Linked DNA regions of Homo sapiens: all the other regions are linked to region 1. A link is a contact called in ENCODE Hi-C or POLR2A ChIA-PET data. All regions are on one chromosome and are shown on one strand. Each heading gives the region's core, a stretch centred on a gene start or an enhancer-like site at or near the end of the contact. The rest is flanking DNA. Distances are from core to core; before and after follow the strand shown.

What was found. A loop is a pair of places that touch in the nucleus more often than their neighbours do. ChIA-PET counts read pairs that join two places held with the same protein, here RNA polymerase II (POLR2A). Pooled maps may share reads with other maps.
Region 2: a loop to region 1 is called in a map of naive thymus-derived CD4-positive, alpha-beta T cell, with 23 times the contacts of the local background. The contact joins the promoter of VSIG10L-AS1 here to the promoter of TRAPPC6A in region 1. A Hi-C loop is called at or near these places in 1 of 168 maps with a recorded cell type or tissue (naive thymus-derived CD4-positive, alpha-beta T cell). POLR2A ChIA-PET finds 5 or more read pairs at or near these places in 1 of 52 experiments (Caco-2).
Region 3: a map of CD8-positive, alpha-beta T cell shows a loop between it and region 1 (11-fold over the local background). The contact joins the promoter of ETFB here to the promoter of TRAPPC6A in region 1. A Hi-C loop is called at or near these places in 1 of 168 maps with a recorded cell type or tissue (CD8-positive, alpha-beta T cell) and 5 of 50 pooled maps. POLR2A ChIA-PET finds 5 or more read pairs at or near these places in 1 of 52 experiments (PC-9).

What each region holds. Positions count from the first base shown.
Region 1 is chr19:45,176,841-45,181,349 of GRCh38, reverse strand. It overlaps TRAPPC6A (trafficking protein particle complex subunit 6A), which reads left to right and starts at 3,113. Exons shown (of 6, transcript NM_001270891.2): 1 at 3,113-3,215. The coding sequence starts at 3,132. BLOC1S3 (biogenesis of lysosomal organelles complex 1 subunit 3) reads right to left here and starts at 2,566. Exons shown (of 2, transcript NM_212550.5): 1 at 2,519-2,566; 2 at 1-2,062. The coding sequence starts at 2,053. The coding sequence ends at 1,445. RefSeq lists enhancers at 352-853, 1,279-1,779, 2,320-2,639, 2,710-2,779, 2,792-3,735 and silencers at 1,660-1,969, 3,140-3,359.
Region 2 is chr19:51,338,605-51,342,763 of GRCh38, reverse strand. It overlaps VSIG10L-AS1 (VSIG10L antisense RNA 1), which reads right to left and starts at 2,744. Exons shown (of 5, transcript NR_186316.1): 1 at 2,047-2,744; 2 at 1,590-1,698; 3 at 779-914. VSIG10L (V-set and immunoglobulin domain containing 10 like) reads left to right here and starts at 625. Exons shown (of 10, transcript NM_001163922.3): 1 at 625-679; 2 at 757-1,611; 3 at 2,038-2,331; 4 at 2,465-2,749; 5 at 3,622-3,876. The coding sequence starts at 640. RefSeq lists silencers at 2,591-2,860, 3,511-3,850.
Region 3 is chr19:51,362,997-51,367,637 of GRCh38, reverse strand. ETFB (electron transfer flavoprotein subunit beta) reads left to right here and starts at 1,250. Exons shown (of 6, transcript NM_001985.3): 1 at 1,250-1,368. The coding sequence starts at 1,312. CLDND2 (claudin domain containing 2) reads left to right here. Exons shown (of 4, transcript NM_152353.3): 3 at 62-181; 4 at 423-540. The coding sequence ends at 496. RefSeq lists silencers at 1-134, 405-454 and an enhancer at 684-1,643.

The sequences.
Region 1 (4,509 bases), core at 1,864-4,363:
GCAGGAAATGCCACCTTGGTCCAGGGAGTTGGGAGGAAGATCCCCTGCCTTGGGTTAAGAGGGGCCATCATTTTGGGCCTGCAGAAGGAAGGAAACCATGGGGAGTCCCCAGACCCCAGGATCAGGGAGGTGTAAGTAGGATGGAGACAGTAAAAGAAAGCAAAACCTATCCCACGACACTGCTGGACTTGGGAAACAGAAATCAGGCTGAGAGGGCGGGGCTAAGCTCAAAGGGGAGGAGGCAGGAGGCAGATGGGAGAACAAAAAGTAGAACCAGCACACGGAACCAGGGCCAAGCTTGGGCAGCAGAACAAGGACCCAGCTGGCTAGGCGCAGTGGCCCACGCCTGTAATCCCAGCATTTTAGGAGGTGAGGCGGGTGGATCACCTGAGGCCAGGAGTTCGAGACCAGCCTGGCCAACAAGGTGAAACCTCATCTCTACTAAAAATATAAAAAGTAGCCAGGCGTGGTGGTGCATGCCTGTAATCCTAGCTACTCGGGAGGCTGAGGCAGGAGAATCGCTTGAACTCGGGAGGTGGAGGTGGCAGTGAGCCGAGATCACGCCACTGTACTCCAGCCTGGGAGACACAGTGAGACCCTGTCTCTAAAAACAAAACAAGGACCCAGCCTAGGGTGAAGGCAGTTCTGGAAGTGGAGCTAGGATGGGAGGCGTAGCCAACTGAGTGAAGGAAGACGGCAGGGAAGCTGTGCCACATCCTGGGTTCTTGTGGGAAGAACGGGAACAAGCTCCCCACCATAAGCAGAAACCAAACTCAGAAAGGCAGAGCAGAGCCCAGTGTGTGGTGGCTCACACCTGTAACCCCAGCACTTTGGGACGCCACAGTGGGAGGATTGCTTGAGCCCGGGAGTTTGAGACAAGCCTGGGCAACATAGTGAGACCTTCTCCCCTCTTCAAACCGACAGAAAAAAATTAACCGGGCAGCTGGACGTGGTGGTGCAGGTCTGCAGTCCCAGCTACTCTTGAAGGCTGAGCTGGGAGGATCACTTGAGCCCAGGAGGTCGAGGTTGCAGTGAGCAGTAATCCCGCCACTGCACTCTAGCCTGGGTGACAGATAAACACCCTGTCTCCAAAAAAAAAAAAAAAAAAAAAAAATTGGTGAGCCCCCAGGGTGGAAACAGATTAAGGAGCAACTATGTAACAAAGGCTGGAGCCAAGCCCCAGGGGAAGGCTCAGAACCAGGCGGCAGGGTCAGGATCGGGAGAGGAACCAGATCTAAGGATAGTGGGGCCCTGGTCTCCGCAGTAGGGGTTGAACTATATCCAATATAAAGCATTATCCAAGGGGACCGGATTAGCCCCCATGGGTGACACCAAGATGGGAGCGGGGGTGGGGGGTGATAAGAGACACAGGAGACAGAGTCAGGTCCCAGAGGCAGCAAGGCCTACCCCCAAATTGCAGTCAGGTTGGGAAGTAGAATCATGGCTAGGCCCGCGGCCCCGGGTCTTTCTCAGGCTCGGTCCCTGGCACGCCGCGGATGTCCGGCAGCAGGCGGCAGCCAGCCACGATGTCCAGACGCTCGGCCAGCGCACAAAGGTCCCCGCGCGCCAGGCGCACGCTGTGGGCCGCCGCCAGCCCCGCCGCCTGGGCTGCCGCCAGCCTACTAGCCAGGGCGGCCACGTCGCGGCCTGCACGGCGGTAGACACCGCTCACGGCGGCCGCCACGTCGTGGTCCAGCCGCGCCTGGCTCTCCGCCAGCCGAAGTTGCAGGAGCGAGCGCGCGGGGGCGGGCGCCGGGGCCTCCTCCGTGCCCCAGGCCTCCTCCGCCGATTCCCGCTGCACCACGAGTGGAGGCAGGTCCCTCGGCGCGGCCGTCGGTTCCGGCTCCGGCTCCGGCTCCGAGTCGGTCTCCGCGGCTTCCCCAGCCACCCGCAGCCCCGTGGGGCGGCCGCGCGTCGGGCCCGAAGGACCCAGGTACAGCTCCTCCTCCTCCGACGAGGACGCAGAGCGCTCGGAATCCGTCTCGGTCGCCTCCCCCGGCACCACCGTCTCCGGCCTCCGCAGGGGCCTCCGCCGACGACCCTGGGACGCCATGGCACCGAACTAGGGGAGAAGAGCGAAGGGACTGCACGTGAGACCGGCGCCGCGGTGGGTAAAAGGCGCAGGTCCTGGATTCCCAGCCCCTTCGCTGATTCTCTTAACGACTTGGTGTCAGCTGCTCCCCGTCTGGGCCTCAGTTTCCTCTTCTGTAAACTGGGTGATGATGGGGGTTACTGGACCCCAGGCTCTTCAGCGTACAGATGGGGAAACTGAAGACCAGCTCGAACAAGGATCTGGGGCCCGAGTTCCCGGAGTCCCAAGCCGAGGTCTTTACGAATTTGCCTCCTAGTAGAGGCCACACCCTCCACCTGGTCCACCATGCCAATCTCAGACCCGGAAGCACACGGGCCCGTGAGCTGCTCGGGACCAGCGCCAGAGTCGCAGAAAGGATGACAGTCCGACTGGACTCTGCTGGGGGCACTCATGGGATGGGAGAAGCGCTAACGCCAAAGACCGTACCCGGCAGCTGACGCTCGGAGCTTGCGAGATCCGCTTCCTAACCCGAGTGCTGCGTTCTCACCGTGGCAGCTGAAGGGCTGTGATTTCAACCAATAGGGGAGCGGGTTGGGCGGGCATTAGCGGCCAAGTCACGTGGATTCGCCCGGCTACCAATCAGGAAGCAAGTTCTCAGCATCAGCTTTGAGTGAGCGTGCAGAAGAGTCACATGAATGGAGGAACCGCCAATAGAGAAACAGCTGGGCCGGCTCTTCCAGGTTGTGCGACGAGGAAAGTCTGGAGTGGACCAATAGGGATTTTAAAAGCCGAGTATGTCACGTGTAACCAGTAATTTGGCCAATAGGAATGCTCGAGAACCCGGAAATAGGGAAGGGACGGCAGTAAGAGCAGAAGATGTTGCCACATGTGGCCAGAGAAGGCGTAGGCCCGCCCCCTAGTGTCCCAGGCTCACGCGCACACCACCTGAGTCCGGGGCGGGGAGGCGGGGCTAGTCTAAAACACCAATGGAAGCCGGAGTAGGAGGGCTCGCGCCATGACGCAAGAGGCGTGGCTTACCAAGCCTGGCCAATGAGAGCTGGAAGCGCTGGGCGCATCTTTAGGCGTGCGAGGAGGGGGCATGGCGGATACTGTGTTGTTTGAGTTTCTTCACACGGAGATGGTGGCTGAGCTGTGGGCTCACGACCCCGACCCCGGCCCGGGGGTGAGCGCCGGGCTCCGTGGGGAGGAAGCGGGGGCCACCAAGGTAACGCCTCTGGGAGAGCGGAGGGCGCGTCAGGCGTCCGGGTTCGAACCCGGCCCAGCCCCGGCCTTGCAGGGCAACGTCTGGCCCTGGCTTCCTCCTTTGGAAAGTGGCGTTCGCGACGGTGCCGGCTCGGGGTTATTGCTAAATTGAGCGCGATGATTCAGGGTAAAGCACTTAGCTCAAGGCCTGAGTAAGCGGCTAGTAATCATAATAATGCTGTTATTGGGCGTGTGCTGAGGACTCGCCTCCCCCACTTACTAGGTGTGCGACCCAATGACTTAATCTTTGTGTGTCCTAGTTTTCTCTTTTGTAAAATGAGTATCATAACGTACCTAAGCCTCAGCGTGGGACATTTATTTATTCGACACCCACTTATTGAGCGTCTGTTGTATTCCAGGCACCGTTCTAAGACAGAATCCCTTCCTTGTGAAGCTTACATTTCACTAGGGGAGTCAAATAATAAAATGAAATATGCCGGCTGGGCGCTGTAGCTCCCAGCACTTTGGGAGGCCGAGGCCGTCGGATCACCTGAGGTCAGGAGTTCAAGACCAGCCTGGCCATGGTGAAACCCCGTGTCTACAAAAATTAGCCGAGCATGATGGCGGGTACCTGTAATCCCAGCTACTCGGGAGGCTGAGACAGGAGAATGGCTTGAACCTGGGAGGCGGAGGTTGCAGTGAGCCAAGATTGTGCCATTGCACTCCAGCCTAGGCGACAGAGCGAGACTTGTCTCAGGAAAAAAAAAAAAGAGATAATGGGGTTTTGCCATGTTGCCTAGGCTGGTCTTGAACCCCTAGGCTCAAGTGATTCTCCCGCCTGGGCCTCCCAAAGTGCTAGGATTACAGGCGTGAACTACCGTGACTGGCCCGGGACTGTGTGTGTGTGTGTGTGTGTGTGTGTGCGCGCACGCGCATCCTGCTCGGTCGCCCAGGCTGGCTGGAGTGCAGTGATGCAGTCATGGCTCACTGCTGCCTCGACCTCCTGGGCTCAAGCGATCATCCCACTTCTCAGCCTCCCAAGTAGCTGGGACCACAAGCGCTGCTGGCGCCACCACACCTGGCTAATTTTTTGTATTATTATTATTTTTTTTAGTAGAGACGGGTTTTCACTGTTAGCCAGGATGGTCTCCATCTTCTGACCTCGTGATCTGCCCATCTTGGCCTCCCAAAGTGCTAGGATTACAGGCGTGAGCCACTGCACCCGGCCAATTTTTTTTTTTTTTTAGTAGATACGGGGTTTCACCATTTTGGCC
Region 2 (4,159 bases), core at 1,495-3,994, 6.2 Mb before region 1:
GGTGTGAGGAAGTTTGGGTTAGAGGAAAGAGTCTGAGTTTAGCGGGACACAGGCCATGTGAGGGCCTCGGGGATGCGGAAATGCAGCTCTGGTCTCAGGATAGAGGCCCTGGCAGGAGATAGCACCTGGAGACTTGGTTCTGAGGGCAACAGAGAGCCGTGGGAGGGTTTGGAGCAGAGGAGGAGCAGGGTCAGATGTATCTGAGGCTGCAGGCAAGACAGAGTGGAAGGAGCCAGGAGGCTGGGGAGGAGGAAGCCTGCTCTGAAGCTGTGGCCATCAGAGGTGGGGCTCTCGGAAAGGTCACCTCACCCTCCTCCAGGAAGTCTTCCTGGCTTTGTCTCACAAATTTGCTCCCACATTTTTAGCTGGGAATGTTTTCTCCAGCTTCCCCCTGGGGGTGGGGAGGGCAGGGATCAGGCTGGGCCTCTCTGCAGATGGGACCAGCTAATGAAGAGAGTGGGATGAGGTGGGCAGCTCAGCCACCACACTGGGGTTGAGGATCTTGGCACCTCCCTCTGGGTCTGGCTCCCTTCCCCTCCCAGGAAGCTAAGCTACCAGTCCTGTTGGACTCGTCTGACCCGGGAGGGATGGGTGCAGTCCTGGGTCTCTCTCCAGTGTCCTTTCAGTGAGGCCAGCACCATGGACAACCCACAGGCTCTGCCACTCTTCCTACTCCTGGGTAAGTTCCCTGCTCAGTCCCTTCCCTGTCAGTCTCCCTCAGCAGCCTCCCCCAATGCCTTCCTCTCTTCTCTGCAGCCTCCTTGGTAGGGATCCTCACCCTCAGAGCCTCTTCTGGACTTCAGCAAACCAACTTCTCCTCTGCCTTCTCTTCAGACTCAAAGAGCTCTTCCCAGGGGCTGGGTGTGGAAGTTCCCTCCATCAAACCTCCCAGCTGGAAAGTTCCAGATCAGTTCCTGGATTCAAAAGCCTCTGCTGGAATCTCTGATTCCAGCTGGTTTCCTGAGGCCCTGAGTTCCAACATGTCTGGGTCCTTCTGGTCAAATGTTTCTGCTGAGGGCCAAGATTTGAGCCCGGTTTCCCCCTTCTCTGAAACCCCTGGTTCTGAAGTATTTCCTGATATTTCGGATCCTCAAGTTCCTGCCAAAGACCCCAAGCCTTCCTTCACTGTTAAGACCCCAGCTTCAAACATTTCTACTCAAGTCTCCCATACCAAACTGTCTGTTGAGGCCCCAGATTCAAAATTCTCCCCGGATGATATGGATCTTAAACTCTCTGCCCAGAGCCCTGAATCCAAATTTTCTGCAGAGACCCACTCAGCTGCAAGCTTTCCCCAGCAGGTGGGGGGCCCACTCGCTGTGCTGGTGGGGACCACCATCCGGCTCCCCCTAGTCCCAATCCCCAACCCTGGGCCCCCCACCTCTCTGGTGGTCTGGCGCCGGGGCTCAAAGGTGCTGGCAGCTGGGGGCCTGGGGCCAGGGGCACCTCTGATCAGCCTGGACCCTGCTCACCGAGACCACCTGCGATTTGACCAGGCCCGGGGGGTTCTGGAGCTCGCCTCTGCCCAGCTGGACGATGCAGGGGTCTACACGGCTGAGGTCATCCGGGCAGGGGTCTCCCAGCAGACTCACGAGTTCACGGTGGGTGTGTATGGTAAGTGGGCCCTGGCGTCCGGCGTGCAGGCGGCAGGGGCTGCTCTGCTCTGCCAGGCTTTGGGCAAGTCACGGTGCTGTGGGGTCCCTGGATAGGAGAAGAGGACTTCTGGGTTGAGGAAGGGAGAAAAAGAGCTAGAGGTCAAGGCAGGGGTGTCTGAGCAAAGGTGGACCTGGGATGGAGACTCCTGGGAGCCTGAACTCCCAGGTCTGAGGGAGGAGGAGGAGGCTAGGAGCCTCTTCTGGCGAACTCCTGGGTCCCGGAGAGGAGGTGTCTGGGGGCTCAAACTCATAGGTTTATGAGAGGAGAGGGATGGGGGCTGAGACTCCAGGGGCTTAGAGGGAGCAGCGGCTGGGGTTCCCTCTAAGGGGACCAAAGATGGGCTCCAGGACTGGGTGGGTCCTGAGCCCATTCTCCCTCTCCCAGAGCCCCTACCCCAGCTGTCGGTTCAGCCCAAGGCTCCAGAGACAGAGGAGGGGGCGGCCGAGCTCCGGCTGCGCTGCCTGGGGTGGGGGCCAGGTCGCGGGGAGCTGAGCTGGAGCCGGGACGGACGCGCCCTGGAGGCGGCGGAATCGGAGGGAGCCGAGACGCCCCGGATGCGCTCAGAGGGCGACCAGCTGCTCATCGTGCGCCCTGTGCGCAGCGACCACGCCCGGTACACTTGCCGCGTCCGCAGCCCCTTCGGCCACAGGGAGGCTGCCGCCGACGTCAGCGTCTTCTGTGAGTGGGGGATGCCTCGGGTCGGGGACAGGGGGTCCTTGGGGAGAAGCGGGCTGGGGACCCAGTCTCCGGGAGTCCTAGCGGCGTCCCAGGTGACCCTGACACTCGCGGTCCCGACCCCTCCTCCCTCCAGACGGCCCGGACCCGCCGACCATCACGGTCTCCTCGGACCGCGACGCCGCGCCTGCCCGCTTTGTCACCGCGGGCAGTAACGTGACCTTGCGCTGCGCCGCCGCCTCGCGGCCGCCCGCCGACATCACGTGGAGCCTGGCGGACCCGGCCGAGGCCGCGGTGCCCGCGGGGTCGCGCCTCCTGCTGCCCGCGGTCGGACCGGGCCACGCAGGCACCTACGCCTGCCTGGCGGCGAACCCGCGTACCGGCCGCCGCCGCCGCTCGCTGCTCAACCTTACAGTGGCGGGTGAGAGGCTGGAGCGGGAGTAGGGGAATGCCTGGGAGAGGGGCGGGGCCAGAACGAGGGCGGGGCTAGAGGAAAGGGGCGGGGCCAGCAAGGAGGAGCAGCATACCGGTGGGTGGGGCAGGGCCAGCGGGAGGGCGGGTCACCAAGAAGGAGCTGGGATACCCGTGGTGGGGCGGGCCAGCGCGGAGGGGCGGAGACACCTAGGATAAGAGGCGGGGCCAGAAAGAGGATAAGGGAAGGAGCCAAATAGAGTGGCAGGGATGACCAGGACTGACGGGCCGGCCCAGCACTGAGAGGGCGGACATTCCTGGGCATGGAACACTCGACAAAGTCGACAAGCGGAGTTAAATGGCAAAGAGTGGGAGTTAGAAAAGGAAAGAACTAATTTGCTTAAGTGGGATCAGCAAAGGGAGAAGTTACCTGGCAAGGGGGGCGGAGTCACCAGGGAAAGGGGCGAGGTCATTTAGAAAGCGGGCAGAATTGTCTTAGAAAGGGGAAGGGGTCCACAAGGAAGGGCGGAGATATCTGGGAAAAGGGGAGGCTTCTCGGAGTGCAATCCAGGAGGGGGCGAAGTAACCTGGCAGAAGTGGGTGGAGCTGGAAAGGAAGGGGCTGAGTTACGTTTGGGAAGAGAAATATCATTGTGTGAAGATGCAGTTTTCTTAAGAAAGTTGGGCAGTCAGCAGGGCTGCGGGCTACCCACTTAGCGAGGAAGTTAATGGGAAAAGGGAACGGGATCGCAGGAAAAGTGGGGAGTGTGAGCGCCTATGGGGTGGGGCTAGTGAAGAAGGGTGGAGTCACCGCGCGGGGAGGCGGGGCTGGAGAAGAAATGAGAAAGGGACTCCATCTTCATTCTCTCCCTTCTCTCCGCAGACCTGCCCCCCGGGGCCCCACAGTGCTCAGTTGAAGGGGGTCCCGGGGACCGCAGCCTCCGCTTCCGCTGCTCGTGGCCCGGCGGGGCCCCTGCTGCCTCCCTGCAGTTCCAGGGTCTCCCCGAAGGCATCCGCGCCGGGCCAGTGTCCTCTGTGCTGCTGGCGGCCGTCCCCGCCCACCCCCGGCTCAGCGGCGTCCCCATCACCTGCCTTGCTCGCCACCTGGTGGCCACGCGTACCTGCACAGTCACGCCGGGTGAGAGGGCGCGGGGCTTTTTTGCTGTTTCTCGAGGAGGAGGGAGACTTTTTCTTTGGTCCTTCGAAAATTCTGAAGGGGTATGGGGTACGTCCTTAGTCCAAGAAAGAGGCAGGACTTCACTGTCTTCAAACTAGAAAAGGGACAAAGATTTTCCTATACCTCATGGTGGCGGGGTGCAGGGATGGGGGTATTTTTCTGGACACAGGAAGAAGGCCATCACTTTCACACGTGTTCAGAGAGATAAAGCAGTGATATTTTAAAAAGTAACAAGGCCGGGCGC
Region 3 (4,641 bases), core at 1-2,500, 6.2 Mb before region 1:
TGGCCTGGGTGCAGCCCCCACCAGGCCCAGCTAGCTCATCTTGCGGCTGGGCGGGGCCCAGGACTGCTGCTGCTGACCGCCTTGATAGGCTACACCGTGAAGAATGCGTGGAAGAACAACGTCTTCTTCTCTTGGTCCTATTTTTCTGGGTGGCTGGCCTTACCCTTCTCAATTCTCGCGGGTAAACTGGACAGCGGGAAGAGGGTGGAGGAGACTGCCCAGAAGACCCTCACCCCAGAGGCTCCCCAGCTGCCCTCCCAGGAAACCCCGGGGACCTCTCGGGGACTCCCCAACACACTAACGACTCCCGCAGACCCGGCAGAGACCCCCTTGGAGCCCCAAACCCCAGTCCCCGGGGCCCTCCCGGCCATCCGCCCCAGGGCCCACCTTCCTCTCCCTGCTCCGCACCCCCGTCCCCCCAGGCTTCTGCTTTCTGCTGGCAGACATGATCATGCAGAGCACCGACGCCATCAGTGGATTCCCCGTGTGTCTGTGACTGCAGCCTGCCTGGGGCAGAATAAAGGAACGGCTTTTTTTAGCGCTGCGGCTCCGCGTGCTTTTCTGCGGGTCGTGGGGACGCAGGCACGGGGTTGCATAGAGGCTCAGGGAAGACATAAGGACATGAACTCATAGGGAACGTGGAGACAGGGAGACACAGACATGGAGACACAAGTCTCCATGGATTGGGATGGGAACAGGGACATGTGGGAGGGGCGGGGCCAGGAGGGGACGTGGGCCTTTGGAGAGGGTGTGGAGAGGCTGTGGGGACGACATGGAGGTGAAGTAGAGACACGGACAGGGGAGGATACGGATATGGAAGGGACAGGGAACACGGGGATGGAGAGAGTGGAGAGACCGACGCGCGAGGATTCAGAGGCGTGGGAATACGAGTACCGCGACTTGGAGAGGCCGGGAAGAAGTGGGGGATCTGGAGAGGGAGAGCAGATCCGGGGATACCGGGAAGTGTTTATAGGACCGGGAGGATCTATAAACTCCGGGCGCGCTTCCCTCCAGTGCACGACCTTTCCCCTAGTTCTCTGCCCTGCCCTCTCCGCCAGGCCTTTCCTTCTCTCTCCAGGTCCCGCTCGCTCCCCGAGATCCGCTTCCCATTGGTTTGCATTGCTTGCCACACCTCCCTTCCTTCCGGCCTCTCGATTGGTCCTCTGTCGGGGAGGCGGGCTCTGCAGCGGTTGACTGGCTGACCGTGCTGCGCGCAGGCGCAGAGAGGGGCGCGGGGGGCGGGGGTGGTGGGGCTTCTGGACTGAGCCGCTGAGGGTGCGGGCTGACCCTGTAAGTGGCTGCGGCGGGAAGATGGCGGAGCTGCGCGTGCTCGTAGCTGTCAAGAGGGTCATCGACTACGCCGTGAAGGTGATCGGGCCCCCCTCTCCCACATCCCTGAGTCCCGCAGCCGTGTGCTTCCGGGGCCACGAGCGCACACTGGGTGGGGGTCTTCTCGTAACCCCCGACCTCTGCCGCTTTAACCCCCAAACGTCAAAGTCACCTGAGGGCAAAAATCCAAGAGTGAAGTTCTAACATCCGATCCCTCCGGGGTCACGGCCATGTTCTCTTTTCCCTCGTTCTGGATTCACTCTCTTGATAACTGTTCAGAGTGAGTTGCTTTCTCTATTTCTTACCCACTGGAAGAAGTCACGGTCCCTGTTTAATGCACGGAGAAACTGAGGCACAGAGAGGTCACCCAGCTAGAGAAGGGCAGAGCCGAGAGTTCTATCCAGGTTCCTCTGACTGCTTTCACCCACTAGGCTGCATTACTTACCATTGTACTCTTATATTACCCGAAATGTGCTATAGAGGGAGTCAGACAGGGTCCTGTGGGGCCCCAGAAGCTGCTTTCCACCCTCCATAGCCACAGGGTGAGCCAGGAGGCTCTAGCTAGGGAGAGAGAAGTGTGTTTGCTAGAGATGAAAGTTCAAGGAGCCAACCTGACTGAGCTGGGGGTAGCTCACATTCTCCATGAAAGAGGTGGGGGAGGGTGCTCTCAGCGCCTGGCTTGTTGTCCCCAGAGGGAAGCTGGTGTGGACAGAGGTGAATCAGACACGGTCTCTCAGGCCCGTTTCTCTCAATGCTTGGCCTGAACTGGACTGAAGATGGTGACTGTCTGTCCATGTCTGTCCTTCCCATCAGCCTGGGGACTTACCTCCGTGTCCCCAGCATTACCTAGCGCAGGGCCTGGCACCCTGGAGGCCTCAGGGTGGGCAAAACCAGGGTCACAAAGTTGACACTGATACTGCCCCTGCCTGCTTAGGGAGTGGGCTGGGGAAGAGGGTACAGGAGCCAGACTTGAGCATGAAAGTGTCAGTGATGATAGCAGCCAGCATTTAGCGGGTACTTACGTGGCAGGCATCGTTCCAAGTCCTTTGCAGAGATTAACCCATTCAGTCCTTTCAGTACCCTTTGTATTATTTATTATTTATTTTTATTTTTTGAGACGGAGTTTTGCTCTTTTTGCCCAGGCTGGAGTGCAATGGCGCAGTCTTGGCTCACTGCAACCTCAGCCTCCCGAGTTCAAGCAATTCTCCTACCTCAGCCTCCCAGGTAGCTGGGATTACAGGCATGTGCCACCACACCTGGCTAATTTTTTGTATTTTTAGTAGAGATGGGGTTTCACCATGTTGGTCAGGCTGGTCTCAAACTCCAGACCTCAGGTGATCCACCCGCCTGCCTCGGCCCCCCAAAGTGCTGGGATTACAGGTGTGAGCCACCGTGCCTGGCCGACCCTTTGTATTATTAATTCCATTGGATAGATGAGGAAACTGAGGCCTGTCAGATCTCCCAGCCAGTAAGTGGCAGAGTTACGATCGAAACCCCGGGCAAGTCTGGCTCTAGACTCTGCTCTCCCATCTCCCTCAATGCCCCCTGTCCTAATGATGCCTCTGGCAGCACATGACAGGGATGTCACCTGTAGCCCTTTTGAGACACATTCCTCTTGGGGTCCTGGGACCCAACACTTGGTTTCCTCCCTGCTCTGACTGTTCGTTACTGTCACATCTTTGGAGTCCTACAGCTCCCTGGGCCTCTTCTCTCCATCCCAGCCCTGGCCTTCCACGCCTGGCATGTCTGGGATTGGATCCGTCTCCCCCATGGTGCAGGCCCACGTTTGACTCAGCTCTGGTCCCAGCATCACTCAGCACAGAGCCTGGCACATGGATGTCTCTGGTGTGCTCAGGGAGAGAACAGAGGGGAAGCGTGAAGGCCGCGTTGAATCAGCTACTGTCCTTTCCAGAGGGTGCTGCCTTCCCCTCCCGCAGTGCCCCAGGGCTCCCTGCATTACATCCTGTCTCACTGGATGTGTCTGTTGATGTCCTTTTCAGAACAAATAAATGATTCAGACCCTGCCAGCTTCCTAAACACCAGATTAGACCTGGGTACTGTCCCACCCTCTTTCCCTTCTCCCAAAGCTGTCAGTTCTCCACCCCCCACCCTTCTTGCCCTATTGTCTCTTGGTGTCATTGTCTCACCTGGACCCTCACCCGGGTCCTCCCTCACTCCCAGTCTCTCCCTCTCAGCCCACCTCTACCCAGCCTTAGGGGCCTTTCTGCACCCAGAGCTCACCCTGCTCTCCCCTGCTCCCAGCCTGCCTGTGGCTCCCCAGCACCCTCAGGACAGAGTCGCAGCCCCTCTGCCTGGCATTTGGGATGCTTTGTGGTCCAGCCTCCTCTTCATGGTCTGCTTCAGCCGTCCACTTCCCTCCTTGGACCCTCCCTTACCCTTTGTGCTTCTGCCACTGTGACCTGCTCCTCCTGTCCTGACAGACCAGGCCGCGGCTTGCCCGTTCCATGCCTTCTTCCAGCACCACCCTCCTACCTCTGCTTTCTGTCCTTTGTCCTGCCCAACTCCAACTCATGGATTATATCAAAATCTAGTGATTCTCGGCCAGGCGCGGTGGCTCACACCTCTAATCCCTGCACTTTGTGAGGCTGAGGCGAGTGGATCAGTTGAGGTCAGGAGTTTGAGACCAGCCAGGCCAACATGGTGAAACCCCATCTCTCCTAAAAATAAAAAAATTAGCCAGGCATGGTGGCACGTATCTGTAGTCCCAGCTACTCGGGAGGCTGAGGCAGGAGAATCGCTTGAACCTGGGAGGCAGAGGTTGCAGTGAGCCAGGATTGTGTCCCTGTACTCCAGCCTGGGTGACAGAGCTAGACTCAGTCTCAAAATAATAATAATAATAATTTAGTGATTCTCCCTGGCATCGCCTCCTCCAGGAAGCCCCTGACCCTACACCCTCAGGTTGCCTTGGTATATCCCTGGGGGCTTCTGCAGTCCCTAGATTTGCTTCCATCAGCCCTCGCCAGACTGGATTGGGATCCTCTGTTTACCCCATGTTCCCCACTGCCCTACTCCATCATCCCCAGGCTGGTAGCTCCCTGCAGAGAGGGGCCATGTCTGATCCACCTCTGTTCCCAGAATCACGTGCTCACTCCCTGACCTCTTTCACCTCCTTTTCAAACATCACCTTCTCTGGGAGGACTTCCCTGCTTGCCTCCTTAAAATCACAGGCCCCAGGTCCCTGTGTTTTGCTGTGTTTTCCCCTATACTTAGCAACTAGAAAGGGAGAGGAAAGTATGTTTGCTAGAGATGAAAGTTCAAGGAGCCAACCTAACTGAGTGGAGGGAGTGACTC